Linked DNA regions of Mus musculus: region 1 is linked to region 2. Evidence: chromatin loops called from intact Hi-C (ENCODE). Cell type or tissue: left cerebral cortex. All regions are shown on one strand. Links, peaks and the distances in the headings refer to the core of each region. The heading gives the core; the rest is flanking DNA. Region 1 has its middle 100 kb from the start of Armc1. Region 2 holds the start of Cyp7b1 (cytochrome P450, family 7, subfamily b, polypeptide 1).

Region 1 (9,223 bases), core at 2,009-7,008, 820 kb after region 2:
GGATTTTTACCAATCCTAAATCTGATAGGGAACTAATATCCAATATATACAAAGAGCTCAAGAAGCTGGACTCCAGAAATTCAAATAACCCCACTAAAAAATGGGGTACAGAACTAAACGAAGAATTCTCAACTGAGGAATACTGAATGGCTGAGAAGCACCTTTAAAAATGTTCAACATCCTTAATCAATTTCACATTCTTAAAATGTGGCTGGCAATGGACACAAAGCAGGGCCTAAGCAAGTTCTGTTGAATAAGAAAGATGAGGAGCAGCAGCTTCTGGGGGCACGAAGGTTTCCTTTGTGAAGGTAAAGCTGTCCACTATGGATGGACGGCGGCATCTGTTGCATGACCTGTTCAGAAAACGGTCAGGAAGTTTATTTGTCACCTAGTCGTTTACAATGACAAAAGCAGAAGGAATTTCATCATGTCCTTTAGTCATCTAAATGCCTGATTTATATATCTCTCCCTATCTCTGTTCTGCCCAAAATTTGTTCCCAAGCAGGAACAAAAAATTACCTCCAATCCTGTTGGGATACTTGGAGGACAAGGTCTAGAAATCCTTGCCAACCATGTTTGCATCACCCATGGTCCAGAAATCTCACCTAAAACATCCACATAACCATGATACAGCAGGATACCACCTGAAGTCCAAGGGTGCCTAGGCATCTTCAAGGAGCTCATTGGTTTACGGGATTCGAGGTGTCCTGTCTCCTCTCCTCATCAAGTCAAGCAACTCATGAGATCAGCTACCTAGTGTTTCTGCCTGGTTCCCCCTTATTTTCGTTTCTAAGTGATGGAAAGACAACCAGCATCTCTTCAAAAGCACCAACCCAAAGCCTTCAGGTCACATGGAATTCTCCCTCCATCCCAGACACAACACTGAATTGGTTGCCAAATTTTATTGATGTTTGCCATAACTATTTCCCACAACTTTCTCTCTTGCTGTTCTCCTTTTTTCCCCTATAAACTCACTCTTCTTGCTGACACGGGCAATTTTCTGCTTGAAACAGGCAGTTTCACTCTTTAAACCATAATGGAGTCCTACAGGCCTTGAGGACAGGTTAGGAGTCTTTGGAGCCAAGAGAGGGCCTGCTTATGGGATGGTTAGATGGCATTTGAACAAGGAGCTCAGGCTGCACCAGATGGACAGAACACATAGACCATCCAGAGAGGGAGGAGGGCTGGCCCTATGGGACCTCGCAAGCCAGAAACGACATGGAAAGCCACTTCTGGTTTCCAGTGGAGCAGTAGAAAGGTTTGGCTTTTCAGAGGCTCCTGGGAGCTACTGGGTGAAGAGAGAGATAGTGGGCAGGCAGGAGGGCCATGAGGAATGGCTGCAGTCCTAGAAACACAGTGCAGAGCTCCGAGGCAGACGGTGCTGTATACACAGGCTCTCCCAGGCCGTTCTCTTCGCTGTTCTTCCCATGCCCTATCTTTTAAGTTTCTTCTGCTTCTCTACTCAGCCTTTTAGGAGGTCTCTCAGAGCCAGTTACAGTGTGAATGCCTGCAGCCTCAGCCATGCTAGAGGCTGCTGCAGAAGGATCAGTTGAGCCCAGGGTTTTAAGGCTGGTCTTGGCAAATAGTGAGGTCTCATCTCTAAAACAAAAAAATGTCTTCATTCCTTGGAGCCATACTAGGGAGATGCACTATCAGGAAACACTGCCAAGGTCACTTTCAATACGCATACAGAATCTCTGTCGTTGTGTGCTTTCTCCATCTGCTCCAGGCTGACCCTGTTCAAACACCATCTCCCCATCTCATGAGAAGGCCTTACCTGGACTCTCACTAGAACACAAAACTCCCCATGGCCTCTACTTTCCACTCTTCTTTGGGGCCCAGGTTCATTCCTTTGCCTATCAGCCTTCCCTACGCACTGAAGATCGTTCCCTGATGGTACTCATTGTCAATTTTGCTCAGCCACAAAAACAATTCACTCACCTGCCTCACTTGTCACCATTACTGACTGCAGAGTTCTTCCTTCTGCCCTGACTACTTAAACTTCACCAAGACACAATACTACAGCTATAGCAGACAGAAAGTGTGTAGATCCCCTTCATGTGCATGCTACTCACAAGACCATAACATTGCTGTTTGCTAAGTCACAAGGCACTTGGAACCTTAATGTTGCCTTAGACACCAAACACACAATGGGAGTACAGTCTACTCTACAACACTTCCAGCAATTAAAGCCAGAACACAAACAGATGCTTTTGTGTGAACATTGGAGTGTAAAGAGAGCTTTTTCTAAGCGTGATAAATAACAACAAAAGGCCGCTCAGCGCACAGAAGCACTGGGCCACAGCACTGAGTACAGGAATCCAGAGAGTTGAAAACGAGCTCTGTAAGTTCTGAGCCTTGACATCTTGGATCTGAATTTCCGCGGGTGTGCTGAAAGGCTCTCTGAAAGGTTTGTGCCAGTGGCCTCCCGGAGTGGCTGGGATGAGAAAGGCCAGGAGCACCGCTAAAGGCGCCTGCCACAGTCACCAGCTGCATGAGGCCTGAGTGCCCCCAGGCAAACAGACAAGCTCCGCTGGACCGGCAGACAAGCAGTCTCAGAGGCCCTCTTCCCCTGCACAAAGCACTGCTTCCCCTACTTCAAACCCTCAGCTCCTTAAAACTCCCACACCATGGAGAAATCTAAGGAAAGCAGGGGTTCCCCGGAGAGCCCAGATTTCAGGCCTGCTGGCTGTGCAGATAAAAGCCAGCAAAGGAGTACCCTGCACCAGCGCCTGTCCAAGCTCCTAGAGACTTCCCTGTACGGATGGACAGCCCTTTCAAGGATGGAGGGAGTTCTCAAATTATCCCTGCTGTGGAGAAGCTGAACCTCTATGTGGCTAGCCAGCGGGGCCAAGTACCAACTTCACCTGACAATGTAAGAAAGAAAGGAGAGTTCCATTAACATGTTCTTGTTTGATATTCTCTGTCTACAACGTAATCGCTTGCTTTCATTAGTTATTTCACTGGTGGTTCCACATTTTGAAAAAAAAAAGAAAAAGAAAAAGGGAGTTAGATTTTAAGTACATAACTAAATACACAAAATCGTTTCCTTCGGCGTTTTTACCATAGCAAAAACAAAAAACAAAAACCTGCCACCTATCAGCAGCACCCCTGGAGAACTCCGTGTCACCAGCAGGGAACTCTGCACTTGTGGAAGATGCCTATGGCTGAGTGAAATTTAAACAGGAACTGCAGAGCAGTATCAGTGAAGTCTCCTTTTGTTTAAAGATATGCACCTTTATCTTGGTTTTGGAATAATCTCCAGAAGGATAGCTACAAGCTTCCCAGGGGAGATTGTGGGAAAGTGTATTTCCTGTTTTGTTCACTTCTGTATAAAAAACAAAACAAAAACAAAAACAAAAAAAAAAAAAGACTTTCAACAAGCATCCTATATTTATACAAACAAAAATCCATGTTCAGAGGGGTGTGTGTGTGTGTGTGTGTGTGTGTAAGTTCCTAAGCTGGGGAACAAAGAACTCTAATGTAACAAGTAGTGGATAACGATGTCTTATTTGTTACTATAGTATCTATAGAACATACTATTGTCACTTCATAAGAAGTTCATGACCCTAAAGTTAGAAAATCCAGGTCATTAACAGAAATGCAGCCTCTTTGCTTCAGTGGGGAAAAAACAAAACCCTGCCACAGTCTATTGTTAAGTCCTCACTGGGGAAACTTGAGAGCAGACCCCACAACGTGGGGTGTGAAGTGAGTCCAGGTGAGAACTGCAGAGGGACAAGTCCTCCACAGCCCAGTCTCCTCTGGCCCTCCCACTCTCTCCTCAAGGCTGGCCCTGATACCTACAAATCACTTCTTTCCCCCTTCCTTCCCCTTTAGCGGTGCTCCTGGCCTTTCTCATCCCAGCCACTCCGGGAGGCCACTGGCACAAACCTTTCAGAGAGCCTTTCAGCACACCCGCGGAAATTCAGATCCAAGATGTCAAGGCTCAGAACTTACAGAGCTCGTTTTCAACTCTCTGGATTCCTGTACTCAGTGCTGTGGCCCAGTGCTTCTGTGCGCTGAGCGGCCTTTCTTTCCTGTTCTGTGTGGTGGGGCCAGCTGGTTGTAAATTATGGAATCTGCTGGAAGGGGAGGAGCGAGGGATGGAAGATATATAGTGCCCAGGTGTATTGCTCCTCAGCTGATCACCTGGGAAATGCTCAGTGAGATGCCCACCACCACCACCACCACCACCACCACCCCGTGGAGAGCTGCACACCGCTACACCGCCACATCTAACTGTTCTAAACACAGCCTACAAGGAAACTAACTTTAATAAAGAAAATAAAACACTCTTTGTTTCTGACAGAAATCACCGCGAGCTCTGACTGGCCACTCTGCTGAGAAAGAACTAAGTCACTAGGGTTCATTTTTATTTTTATTATTATTATTTTTATTTTTTTTCCTACTGCACTTGTAGCAATCCTGTAGAGGAGAAATTTAAATGAGCATTTCTCTGCTGCCATCTTGTGGTTTGTCTAGGAAAAGCACCAAAAGCCTGGTCGACCTCAACCTTGCCAATAAACAAGAAAGAAAAGGTCTTTTTGATTACTTAAAGTCATTTATTTGATAGAACAAAGTATAAGTTAATCTATGTAGCAAACCATTTATAATATATAACCCTACCAAGAAAAATGTTTATGCCTACCAGCGAAATGGCTCAGTAATAGCAAGCATTGCTGCCAAGGCCTGAGATGGTAGGAGATGGACTCACACAAGTTGTTCTCTGACCTCCCAATGCACACTGTGGCATACATACACATATACGCGCACGCACATCCAGGGACATGTGCACACACATACACGTGTATGCACATACACACACACTAAAAGTAAAGAATGCATCATCTGGAGAACTAAGGACATGCTGAAAACACTGCAGTTCTGCTTTACCTCCTCACCTCTCCTTCACAGCAAATCTGGAAAGCATGCGGGTTTCCCGTGGGGAGGAACGCAGCAGAATCTTCAAGGGAAGCTCTGTGTGCTCTTCAGAATCCCATGAGTGGGACCTGAGGCTCAGCGTCCACTCATTCGCACAGTGCATATACCTTTCACTCCTCGGGCACAGCATCAAGACAAGTGGAAGAGTGGATAAACATACGCCTATGTTTATAATTCAGATGGCTCAGTAGAGGAGGAGGAGAGGAGGGACCATGCCTGCTGCCACTCTGAAACTCTACTCTGTTAGGCTCCATATGATAGATATATAGACTATTGGCTAGACCGAGAGAGGGTTGCATCACACACATGAGGGGGAAAAGACACCTAGTTTAATTAAAATTTCAGATAAACAACAATTGAATATGTTTATATGAAAAAATATCCTTGTGTTATTTATTAAAAATTTAAATTGCTAGCAAATGTCTTATACTTTATCTGAAACCCTCGCCTTTCCTTACCTATTGCCAGTAGAAAAAAATAATATCTCATCCACATGAAAATAAACAAATTGGTTGTTCTTTCTAACATAAACCTATGATACATTAGTAACTAAAATAAAATTGAATAAGAATACCTACCATATATTAGGAAAAGAATAAGGAATGATAGAATGGTATAACTGAAGGTCAGTTCGGCCATGCAGATTTCTGGTGAGTGTCTCCACAGACAACACCACACTAAACTTGAGTAGAAGAACAAGATGGAGCCCTGTTCTCCAAACAGAACAAAGAAGCAGAGTGAAGCTAAAGCCGGTGGTATAAGCAACAATAGAGAAAATGGATGTCAGGCAGCATCTGTTTCTCAGCCTTCATACAGTCTGCAAGCACTGGCTATCAGGGGGCAATAATTAGGCAAGGTATGATCCAGTTTTCTGTCTACAATAAAACACCTGAGGAAATTCACTAATACAGTGATGCTCCCAACCAAAATCAAATTGCCCAAAACAACAGCAAGACACTGCTTTGGGAGCACTTGGGAAAGCAAACTGTTTATGCCAGCATCTGGGAAGCAAGTGAAGAAAGGGTTAAAAAGGAATTCTTTCCCATTGCTCTTCCTCATGGATGGGTACCCATCACCACTCCACCCCTGGAATCCACTCTTTTAACATGACATGCAACCTTTCAGAAATCATTTTATGTTAGTAGTGGTACTGGCTGGGAATTGAACCCAGGACTTTACATGCGATAAGCACACAATTTACCACTGAGCTCCACCCCAACTCATGCACTGATAAACATCCAAACCTCTATTTGTTACCTGCAAAACAGTATGTCAAACTGAAAGCAATCAGAGGAAGCTTGTCCAAGAGTTTTGCTTTATGAAACAGAGGCCACAGCCCCAGAGCCAGTAGCCAGTGCTGGTCTACACCCCATCTAGGGTTTTTTTCTGGATGCTGCCTCCTTAGTTGAGGTCTGACCATGAAATGGACTATTTTTTTATATTCTTGGTATAGATTTATTTGCAGCTCAGTGAAGTGGCATTACTAAACGTCAGCAATGACTAAGCACACTTGAAAGTGGTTTCAGAAAATGTCATTAATGGGGTATGCACTCACTTCCTTGCTCCTTCGCCTATCCTTCTGTGGAGCACAGATCTGATATGTGGATTCCTGGAAACCATTTGGATCACGAATGTTTGTGCCACTTTCTAGGGAAAGTGGAAGATGCCATCAGATCAAGTCTTAGTGGTTAAAATTCCTTACTTCATGTGAGGGAGTGACATACGTTTATTGCTTTTGTAGAACAGGATTTTAATATTTTCAACTGTTAGCATTTAACAAACAGAATATTTTAAGATATATTTCATTGTTATGTCTCCCTTTTCATTTCTGATTTTATTAATTTGGATACTGTCTCTGTGCCCTCTGGTTAAGCCCGCTAAGGGTTTGTCTATCTTGTTGATTTTCTCAAAGAACCAGCTCCTGGTTTGGTTGATTCTTTGAGTAGTTCTTTTTGTTTATATTTGGTTGATATTTTGTTTCAGCCCTGAGTTTGATTATTTCCTGCCATCTACTCCTCTTGGGTATATTTGCTTCTTTTTGTTCTAGAGCTTTCAGGTGTGCTGTCAAGCTGCTAGTGTATGTTCTGTCTAGTTTCTTTTTGGCAGCACTCAGAGCTCTGAGTTTTCCTCTTAGGACTGCTTTCATTGTGTTCCATAAGTTTGGGTATGTTGTGGCTTCATTTTCATTAAACTCTAAAAGGTCTTTAATCTCTTTCTTTATTTCTTCCTTGTCCAAGTTATCATTGAGTGGAACATTGTTCAGCTTCCATGTGTATGTGTGCTTTCCATAGTTTTTGTTGGAATTTAAGACCAGCCATAGTTTGTGATAATCTGATAAAATGCATGGGGTTATTTCCAACTTCTTGTATCTGTTGAGGCCTGTTTTATGACCAATTAAATGGTCAGTTTTGGAGAAGGTACCATGAGGTGCTGAGAAAAAGGTATACCCTTTTGTTTTAGAATAAAATGTTTAATAAATATCTGTTAGATCCATTTGGTTCATAGCTTCTGTTAGTTTCACTGTATCTCTGTTTAGTTTCTGTTTGCATGATCTGTCCATTGCTGAAAGTGGGGTGTTGAAGTCTCCCACTATTATTGTGTGTGATGTGATGTGTGCTTTGAGCTTTAGTAAAGTTTCTTTTATGAATGTTGGTGCCCTTGCATTTGGAGCATAGATATTCATAATTGAGAGTTCATCTTGGTAGATTTTTCCTTTGACCAGTATTAAGTGTCCTTCCTTATCCTTTTTGGTAACTTTTGGTAGAAAGTCGGTTTTATTTGATATTAGAATGGCTACTCCAGCTTGTTTCTTGGGACCATTTGCTTGGAAAATTGTTTTCCAACCTTTTACACTGAGGTAGTGTCTGTCTTTTCACTGAGGTGAGTTTCCTATATGCAGCAAAATGCTGGGTTCTATTTACGTATCCAGTCTGTCAGTCTATGTCTTTTTATTGGGGTATTGAGTCCATTGATTTTAAGAGATATTGAGAAAAAGTGATTGCTACTACTTCCTGTTTTTCTTGTTAGAGATGGAATTATATTTGTGTGGCTGACTTCTTTGGGGTTTGTTGAAAGATTACTTTCTTGCTTTTTCTAGGGCGTAGTTTCCCTCCTTGTATTGCTATTTTCCATCTATTATCCTTTGTAGGGCTGGATTTATGGAAAGATATTGTGTAAATTTGGTTTTGTCGTGGAATATCTTGTTTTCTCCATTTATGGTAATTGAGAGTTTTGCTGGGTATAGTAGCCTGTGTTCTCTTAGGGTCTGTATGACATCTGCCCAGAATCATCTGGCTTTTATAGTCTCTGGTGAGAAGTCTGGTGTAATTCTAATAGGTCTGCCTTTATATGTTACTTGACCTTTTTCCCTTACTGCTTTAATAATATTTCTTGGTGTTTTGATTATTATGTGTCGGGAGGAATTTCTTTTTTCCTATCTATTTGGAGTTCTGTAGGCTTCTTGTATGTTCATGGGCATCTCTTTCTTTAGGTTAGGGAAGTTTTCTTCTATAATTGTGTTGAAGATATTTACTGGCCCTTTAAGTTGGGAATCTTCACTCTCTTCTATACCTATTATCCTTAGGTTTGGTCTCCTCATTGTGTCCTGGATTTCCTGATTGTTTTGGGTTAGGAGCTTTTTTGCATTTTGTATTTTCTTTGACTGTTGTATCAATGTTTTCTATGGTATCTTCTGCACCTGAGATTCTCTCTTCTATTTCTTATATTCTGTTGGTGATGCTTGCGTCTATGACTCCTGATCTCTTTCCTAGTTTTTCTATCTCCAGGGTTTTCTCCCTTTGTGATTTCTTTATTGTTTCTATTTCCAATTTTAGATCCTGGATGGTTTTGTTCAGTTTCTTTACCTTTTTGGTTGTGTTTTCCTATTATCCTTTAAGGGATTTTTGTGTTTCCTCTTTAAGGGCTTCAAGCTGTTTACTTGTGTTCTCCTGTATTTCTTTAAGGGAATTATTTATGGCCTTCTTAAAGTCCTCTATCACTATCATAAGAAGTGATTTTAGATCTGAACGTTGCTTTTCCAGTGTGATGATGTATCTAGGACTTGCTATGGTGGGAGAATTGGGTTCTGGTGATGCCAAATAGCCTTGGTTTCTGCTGCTTATGTTATTATGCTTGCCTCCCTCCATCTGATTATCTCTAGTGTTACCTGCCCTCGATATATCTGACTGGAGCCTGTCCTTCCTCTGATCCTGGTTGTGTCAGAATTCCTAAGAGTTCAGCTGTCTCTGTGGTCCCATGATTCTGTGATCCTGAGATCCTGGGT
Region 2 (9,223 bases), core at 2,130-7,129:
CTTTCTCACTCGATCGATTGTTTGCTTTCCTCCTCCTCTTCCTTCTTCTTCTTCTTCTTCTTCTTCTTCTTCTTCTTCTTCTTCTTCTTCTTCTTCTTCTTCTTCTTCTTCTTCTTCTTCTCCTCCTCCTCCTCCTCCTCCTCCTCCTCCTCCTCCTCCTCCTCCTCCTCCTTCTCTCTCTCTCTCTCTCTCTCTCTCTCTCTCTCTCTCTCTATCTCTCTCTCCCTTCCATTCTTTCTTTTTCCCAAGACAGGGTTTCTCTGTATAGCCTTGGTTGTCCCGGAACTCACTCTATAGACCAGGCTGGCATTAAATTCACAGAGATTGGCCTGCCTCTGCCTCTGCCTCTGCCTCGCCTCCTGGGTGCTGGAATTAAAGACATTCAACGCCACTGTCCAGCCAGAAACTCTTAAATACAAAGTAAAATAGTAAAATAATTGCAGTAGATATGAAAGGGTCTGAAGTTCTACAAAGATTATAAGAAAAGGCTGAGGGTGTGGCTCAGTGGTAGAGTTTTTGCCTAGAACACACAGGGTGCTGTGGTCAATTCCAACTCTGGGGGTGGGCAGAAATAACTAAAAAGAAAACAAATTAGTAAAGAAGCTTTCAGAGATAACTCCATCAAAAGTTTATAGAAGTTGGATTTTTTTTTCTTTTTCAATGAACCTTTTGTTGTGGAAGTAGTTCAATGATAGAGTAAAGCCCTGGGTTTGACCCTCAGCAGCACTCTCCTCTGTTTCTTTCTCTCTCTCTCTCTCTCTCTCTCTCTCTCTCTCTCTCTCTCTCACACACACACACACACACACACACACACACACACACATTCAAAGTGGGGAGTAGAGTGAGAGACAGACAGACAAACACAGAAACAGAGTGAAAGACAGAGGAGAAATTAAAAATAGTGAAGCTTTATTTTCTTTATCCAACTAATGTAATCAAAATGAATTGTAATATCGACATCAGTAGTATGTAAGAGAACTTAATAGATCATTGGTAGTTATATAAATTATGACTGAGGGAGGTTTCACATCTATTACAACTCCAATATCCACACTAATCCAAGTGTGTGTGTGTGTGTGTGTGTGTGTGTGTGTGTGTGTTATTCTCTATGTTCATTTTCAGTGGCACCTAAAGCATACTATAAAGTGAGAAAAGTAAGTTGTAGTAGAGTGTGTTTTCCTGTGATTTATATCTGTGTATTACCAGTCATTCAGGCATATAACATACATAAGGCATTGAGAATATTTTGTTCTAGTCATATTTTCCCATTTACATGTCACATCAGACAGGACTTTCCTACAGTGATAAATTGTCCAGGTACAGAAAACAGAAGCCATTAGTCACATGGGCCTCTCTCATTAGTCACATAGGCCTCTCTGAGCTAGAACATCCTCTTATCTTTCCATAGTGCATGACAGTGTATATCAGCTGCTATGGGATGCAGTTCCCTATAGACCTGTATTGGAGTCTTTCTGGTATGAAGGAATTGACAACTGATGGCATGAACATTTCAGCAAATACTATTTAGTGAACAGAAAAAAACTGGCTTATTCAAAGAGCTTCTTGTGGAAAGCCTACCTTGCCTTTCTACCTCCCCGAGACATTATCCTGAGTTTCACAATCTGACTTGATTACCCTCAATGGTCTAGAATGAACTAGTTAGGTCCATCGATTCCTGCCCTGCATGTAAATGGAGACTGAAACAAATCACCTTCCTGTCTGCAAATCTGGAAGTGCAACTTAACTGGCATGGGGAGAAGCTGGAGCCTGTGTAGAATCACATGAGCTGAAGTTAAAGATCCAATCCCCTCCTGTGCTGAAGACTGCAGAAGAGGGACAGGAAAGCTCTGGAAAGTTCTCTCAAAGCTCAATGTGAGAAAGTGGAAATGCTATTATCTTGAGTATTTTTCAGTTGACATTTCAGAAGTGTGCAGATATGTGTGTGCAGTACAATTGTGTCATTGTCCCTAAAACCAGAGAAGTTATGACGCTCACTGATCCAAGTAAATACTGACAGATATTTAAATTGTAATTACTATTTTCCGCAAATCAATCTGCTTGGTTTACAAAAAACATGAAAACAGTGTAGGAAAAAAATAAGACACTGGTGGGAAAAGAAAATAAATTTGAAGTGAACAATTTTAGTTGTATTTCTCTACATCCATATTTCAAGCAGGATACTTAAGCCCTTCTGAGTTTTGCTGTTGTTACTGTTGTCCTGAGAAAAATAACAGGGCGAAGACATAACTATTATCACCTTTGCTCCTCACGAAAACTTGTGATAGCAAATACTGTTGTTTCTATTTTTTCCTAGTAAGGAAAATCAGGTAAACTGAGGCACAGAGCAGCACCTATATCCTGCACCTGCATTTTCTTAAAACATTTCTCTTTGAGCTAAATGAAATTCAAGAAAATTTTCTTCCTGAAATAGAGGGAACTCTGAGCTGCAACATATCCATGGGCCCACGAAAAGGCCATACTTGATGCTTAATGCAAACCTGAATAGCTACAGCCTGCGTGGTGCAACTCCATTCGGGCCTCTCAACTGTAGCCCGTGTGTGAGTGTGTGGAGGGTGAAAGAAGTCTTTATTAGGACATCCACTGGCTGCAGCAGATGCCAGTGTCCTGCAGCAAGGTTTTCCTGCACCCGCCATCCCTGCCGGACTCGGGTGTCCACGAGGTCGCGTGGCCGCGATCCCACGCATGCGTGGCCAGCCAGGCGCTTACCTGGTGCGCCGGGTAAGGAGGAACAGGGCCGAGAGCAGTAAGGTGGCGGCAAAGAGAAGGCCTAGGAGGGCGAGAGGCCCTGGCGAGGCGGCATCTAGGGTCGTGGCTCCCTGCATCCCGACGAGCTGGCGGCTCTGTAGGGAGCGATGGCTTCTGCACAGTGCCCTCTCTTCTAGACCAGAGGCTGTGGCCTGCCCGCTGCACAGAGCAGAATGTCACAGCGGCCCCCAAAGCTGAACTACAAAGTTAGTGGAGTCCCCTCCCCCCCGCCTCCCCCTGACCCAAGCGTTCCGCCTCGCACCGCCTCCCGCTCCGCTCCGCTCCGGTGACAGGAACCCTGCCAAGGAAGAGGGAAAGGATTAGGATTTCCCCAGATGGAGCCACAGAAGCCTGGGGGTTGGGGGGCGGGGGGGTGTTTTTGAGTCAGTCAGCAGTGAGCTCGCAGAAGAGACCCTGCCTGACTCCCTGCTCTCCCCACCCACTAGCCTTAGAAAGTGGCCCTGTGGCACAGGTCATCCTAAACAGCTGGCAGATACTGCAGTTTGTGCTCCCCATCACCTTCACCACCAGTGTCCACTGTGCTTAGATTGAGGTTGAGGGCATAATATATGCAAAGGTTCACACCAGAGGCAGAAGGCAGGGTCTTAACTGCCGACGCACAGCACAGAAAGAAGCCACAGGTAACACCAAGCTATGACACCAAGTCCACGTCCGTAGTGTACAGCACACTGTACAGGCAGAGAAGGAAGACATTCGAAAAGTATCTTCTCATGGGAGCTGCGGTAATGACTCAGCAGATACACCTGAAACATGAGGACAGGCGCCCTGCCTTAATAGAGAAAGTGAAAGTGGCTGAGGAAGAGAGAGACCTGATGCTAACTTCACAGGAGAGCCCCCATCCTACACACACCTTTTTTCCTGATTACCCATATTCAAGTTGTCTTGTAGACTTAGTTGATAAATATTTACGCATCTAATTAAATCCTACTCCAAAACCTCTATCTTATGCACTGGACAGGATACAGTTCCCACCCTCACCTATCCCCGAACAGTTACTGCTAACAACTTCAAATCTGGTCTCTGTGCCACTTACCATTTCACACAGATCTGTTTTTACCCTGTCTCAGTCTCAGAAAGAAAGTGATGAATACTCCATGTGCAATGAGAAGTGTTAACACCAAAGGCTTGCGGAAGAGACCACTGACCTGCATAAAATAAAGCAAGCTGTTTTTATTTGTTTTCATGGGCTCCTTCCTCCTAAGGTTGGGATCCAAGAGGTCAGCATTGGACATATGGAAGACAAGGTTTTTATACCCAGTGGTAGGGGGTTTCTGAATGGGAGTTACTGAGCAGAATATAACAAGATGGTCATAGCAAGATAGCTTTTGAAAGAAAGGCATGACTGCCATTTTCTGGAAGAAGCAGTGCAGAGCCATTTGTAGTTAAGGTTGCAGGTTACACATAGCCCAATTCTTAGGAAATAGACATTGAATCATAAAGAAATAAACTCAGCTGGTCTTTACTATAAGATGGCATTCTTAAGTGTAAGCCATGGATGATATGTGGTTTGTTGGATCTGTAAAAAAACAAAAAAACAAAAAAAAAAAAAATAAGGGCTGGTGAGATGGCTCAGTGGGTAAGAGCACCCGACTGCTCTTCAGAAGGTCCAGAGTTCAAATCCCAGCAACCACATGGTGGCTCACAACCACCCATAATGAGATCTGATGCCCTCTTCTGGTGCGTCTGAAGACAGCTACAGTGTACTTACATATAATAAATAAATAAATCTTTAAAAAAAGCATTTAAAAAATAAAATAAAATGTCTTCTTTTCAAAGACTATGAGATGAAGTGAACAGATATTAGTAGTAGATAAAAGAAAAGAAACTAGTTGATATGTGATTGTGGAGTAACAATGAGAGAATTTAATAATGGGTCCATATGGTTCCAATCTTTTGCTCATTCCCCAAAGCAAATGATATAGTAGGGGTTTGGTTTATGACAGATTCGGGGTTGATGTGAAAACGTAGTACAATGGAAACATACAGGAATCTCTAAGGGTGACCCTAGCAAAGATTCCTAGTAATAAAGAATATGGACCAGAACTGGCCCTCTTTCGTAACCAGATAAGGTTTCAAGTGGTGGGACTAATATATCAACTCAGCCACAAATCCTTCAACCCATGACCAGCAACCTCTACTGCCTGAAAGAAGTATTGGGTAATGGTGGCACAGAACTTATGGGAGTGGCCAACCACGATTAGTACAATTTAAGGTCCACACCACAAGAGGGAGCCTACATCCTCTGCTCTACTGCCTGGATGTTCAGGATAGCCCAGAGACCAAGGCTAGAACCAGACGTGACTAGCAAAAAAAAAAAAAAAAAAAAAAATCCTAGTGATGTCTGCTATACTCAGTGCCTAGCCCAATCATCAACAGAGAGGTTATCTCCAGCAACAACTGATGGGAGCAGATGCTTCGATTCATGCTCAAACATTAGATAAAGCTCAGGTAACTCTGAAGAAGAAAGTGGGGAAGGATAGTAGGAGCTAGAGGGGTCAAGGACACCAGGAGAACATGGTCCACAGAACCAACTAAGCAGGGTTCATAGGGGCTCACAGAGACCAAAGCTGTACACAAAGCTGTACACAAAGGCTGTACAGGTATGATTTAGGTTCTCTGCATATAGGTTATGGTTGTTAGCTTGTTGCTCTTGAAGGAGTCCTAATAGTGAGGGTGAGGGCTGTCTCTCACTCTTGCCTGCTCTTGGAACCCTTTTCCTCCTACTGGTTGTCTTGTCCAACCTTGATATGAGGGTTGTGTCTACCCTTATTCTAACTTGTTGTAGTGTTTTGTAGATATCCCAGGAAGCCTTTTCTTTTCTGAAGAGACATAGAGTAGGAGTAAATCCTGAGAGGGAGATGAGGGAGGAGGAACTAGGAAGAGTTGAGGGAGAGGAAAGGTTATGAGTTCAAGACAAACAAACTGAATTCTTGTCTTTAAATAAATCAATGATATAACAGGTAAAAGACTGATGGACAGGCAAAGGTACACAACCAATATCGAGTGTAGTTCAATTTAAACCTCTGTTTTGAATATAAAGTACAATTGTAGGTAAGATCTGAATGTATTATTTTGAAACAGCTTTTTAAAATGGTGGAACAGATGGGTCCCATTGTCTCCAAAGGAAGGGAAGCCTTGGTGAGCTTTTATTTCTTGTCTAACAGTTTGGCATTGATTGTGCACAGTTGAGGTTTGAATACTCTGGTTTATAGATTCACAATCCCGACTAACAATTCATTCTTGTGATCTGACCCAACTTTCCATGCCAAGTCCTGAGACTCGTACTCTCTGTCCCCAGCGGACACCGGAATTTCAACAGTTCGATTATTCTCCAAACCTGGATTTCTGAGAAGAGTATGCATTTCTACCTGCATGTGTTACTCAGTAACAACCACTCACTTCCATCCGGCTCCCTGGCCACCTCTGTTCACCGGTGGAACATTTTTAGGTCGAAAATATTTTCTTGAGATTGGGCTGAACTGATGCTCGGAAAAGTGTTAATTGACCAAAATAATGTACAAAGACTCTGAAAAGATAATTAAGTTTATTGTAGAATATCAGAGCATTGCAAGATGAGTCCACATGTCAGTGGCCTATGCAGAGAATTAAATACAGTGCTGTGAACAATAATCTTTAGCTACAGTGATTGAAAACAAAGGAGATGTCATGCCAAGTTCACAACATTGTATACCTATACTTTGTGTGTATGTGTGTTTCTGAGAGTTAGAGGCTTTTGTGAGCTGTTCCTGTTATGGAGCAACAATTCTCCAAGAACTTTGTAAAGCTCACACAACTACTGGGAGGTATGTTAGAATTCTACCCTCCTGCAGAAATTCCCTAAATTTATATTTAAGTTCAAATTTCAATTGCAATGATAAAATACCACTACCAAAAGCAACTTTCACTTCCACTTCTATATAACAGTCCATCACTGAGTGACGACAGGTCAGAAATCAAGGCAGAGCAGGAACCTGTTGGCAGGAGCTGATGCAGATGTCATAGAGGGTGCTGCTTACTGGCCATATGGCTTGCTCAGTCTACTTTCTTATAGATCCAAGGACCAGGTGCTCAGGGGTGCCACTGTCCACAGTCATCTGGGCCGTCCACATTAATCATCAATCAAGAAAAAATACCATAGGCTTGCCCACAGGCTAGTCTGTGGCCTTCCAATTGAATTCAATTTTAATTGAATTACATCTTCCCAAATGATTCTAGTTGTTGTCAACATGACATAGAAGTATGCATTATTTTATTTAGAATTTGACAAAGAATGGTCTTGTTTTAATTCTGACAAATTTCACAGATACTACTCAGAGAATACTCAACATTTTATGTATCTAGTCCTCCTGGATAATATGCATGTAGGATCGATTGTTTATCTATAGCACAGTTTAGTCTTTCTGAATCTCCTCTTCTACTAGATTTTTGTCTTCAAATATCATATTTCTCTTAGCTTTTAAATTGTGTTTTATTTTAAATGGTGTTCTATTCTGGAGCTAAGGAAATGACCACTGAGGGGAAATCTGAAGGATCACATAAAGAAATGTCAACAGACCTCTGAAGCCTCACAGCTGGTAGGCATGTAGGTCTCTTGTAGTGACCTACAGAGAAAGTGAGAGTCTGTGCATATCCAATAGCTAAGCTGGGCTGTGAAGGGTAAACTGAAGAGACCCAGGTCTGTACATTTGAACCTAAGTAAATGGTGGAAGATTGGGGAAGCTGTGGGTCAGCTGATGAACAGAAAGACTATCTAGACATGATAGGCAGAAGGAAAACTGGTGTGATGGCTAGTTTTATGTCAATTTGATACAAGCTATGGTGATTTGCAAAGAAGAACATTTAATTTAGATTGTACCCACTAGATTGTTCTGTGGCTAAGACCCTGATGTATTTTCTTGATTGATGATTAATATGGAAGGTCACAGATCTCTGTAGTTGGAGTCACTCCTAGGCTGGTGGTGCTGGGTGGGTGATGTTATTAGAAAGCAGGCTGAGCAACCCAGAAGGAGCAAGCCAGTAAGCAGGACCCCTACACTGGCAGCTCAGGACCAGTTGTTGTCTATAGGGTCCTGCTTTGAGTTCCCTCCTTGACTTTTCTGGTGATGGACTACTACTTTTCCTCCCAAGAAGATTTTTATCCTTGTGTTTTATCATAGCAATAGAAACCTTAACTGAGACACTCAGCAAGTCCAAGACACAGAGGGAAGTGTCATGTTTATATGATTAGAGCCAAACAATCTTCCAGTTTCATCACTGGCCTCATTAGTTCATTTCATGAATTTGCAATTATCTAGGTGTGAATACAGTTGAGACACCCATCTTTAGGAATTATTTACATATCTTGAATTTTAAAAAGTGATATATACTCTTTTCCATTTCTAAACTGACAATGAAAATTATAATCCTAAAATAGGTTCAAAGAGTATTACTGGCATATTTTAGCTATTGATAATTTAAAATAAAATTGGATTATCACCATTCTTCACGTATCAAAGAAATGTGCTCTAAACACAGTGACAATTTCCTGCCCACCATTATTAATTTTAAAATACAGGAGTAAGCTCTTCACAACCAGAAATTTTACATCGTTCCATTTTTTTCCTTGAACTCATATTTTCATCCCATTTCTCCACAACACTTTATCCTACCATAATATACTTGTATGCTTGGAGAGTTTTATTGATAACATTTTATATCTTTCTGTAATAAAATTTTGTATATAAATTGAAATTAATTTTTATATTCTCTGTTACCATATGAACAATTATCATTTTATCTGGATAAAGGTATTTTTATAATTACACTCAACACATAATCAATCAAAGAAGTGTCAATGTATTATAGAGACTGATAAGTAAACCTCAAGACCTAAGCTCAGTTAGAAATGCAAGTTTTGCTAATGTTTATACATATGCATGGGTGCTTATATGTATCATTCTTCTCTGACAAGGAAGAAATGGATTCCTTCTTCAGTATATTTTCATTTGGTTAGTACATTTCTATATACCCAGTCTCACAGCCTGCTTCCCAGTAGAGGCTCACACTCTGCACAGGGCAAATATATAGATGCCTTTCCCACTGTTTAGGCCTCTTCTGTTGTGCTTGTTTTCCTACTTCCTTTTTCTCTGTGTAGTTTGCTCTCTTCTGTCTATAAACTCCTAGAAAAATCATTCAAAAAGGAAGTAAGGGAGAAAGAAGGACATGAAATATTTTAAATGTCTTTTATTAATGCAAGTGAGTGAGTTACACTGGCAAGATAGAAATAGCATTAGAAAATATGGGTCATTTTTTAATTCTGTTTTAATTTTTGCTTCTTCAGTACAATATTTTATGTTTGAAATATTAATAAAACCACCTCTTACTTAAATTAAACATATAACTTACTTTTTATCTTTTGTTGTTTGACAAATTCTATACATGTATAACTTAATCCACT

Evidence for each region. A loop is a pair of places that touch in the nucleus more often than their neighbours do. Peaks named below come from ENCODE experiments on the same cell type or tissue, not always from the same donor. Only the 100,000 strongest peaks of a DNase experiment are listed, where the experiment ranks them.
Region 1: it touches region 2 in a loop (3-fold over the local background); 3 of 42 quality-filtered maps call a loop at or near these places.

What each region holds. Positions count from the first base shown.
Region 1 is chr3:19,057,929-19,067,151 of GRCm38, forward strand. No RefSeq gene overlaps it. Among named protein-coding and RNA genes, the nearest start is that of Armc1, 100 kb to the right of the region's middle. In left cerebral cortex, for the core only: CTCF peaks have their summits at 3,111 and 4,477 (motif pointing left); DNase peaks (open chromatin) are centred at 2,632, 3,781, 4,055 and 4,455.
Region 2 is chr3:18,240,361-18,249,583 of GRCm38, forward strand. It overlaps Cyp7b1 (cytochrome P450, family 7, subfamily b, polypeptide 1), which reads right to left and starts at 2,978. Exons shown (of 6, transcript NM_007825.4): 1 at 2,728-2,978. The coding sequence starts at 2,843. In left cerebral cortex, for the core only: CTCF peaks have their summits at 4,396 and 4,994 (motif pointing right); DNase peaks (open chromatin) are centred at 2,684, 3,019, 3,401, 4,018 and 1 more place; H3K4me3 peaks cover 1,672 bases; H3K27ac peaks cover 1,457 bases.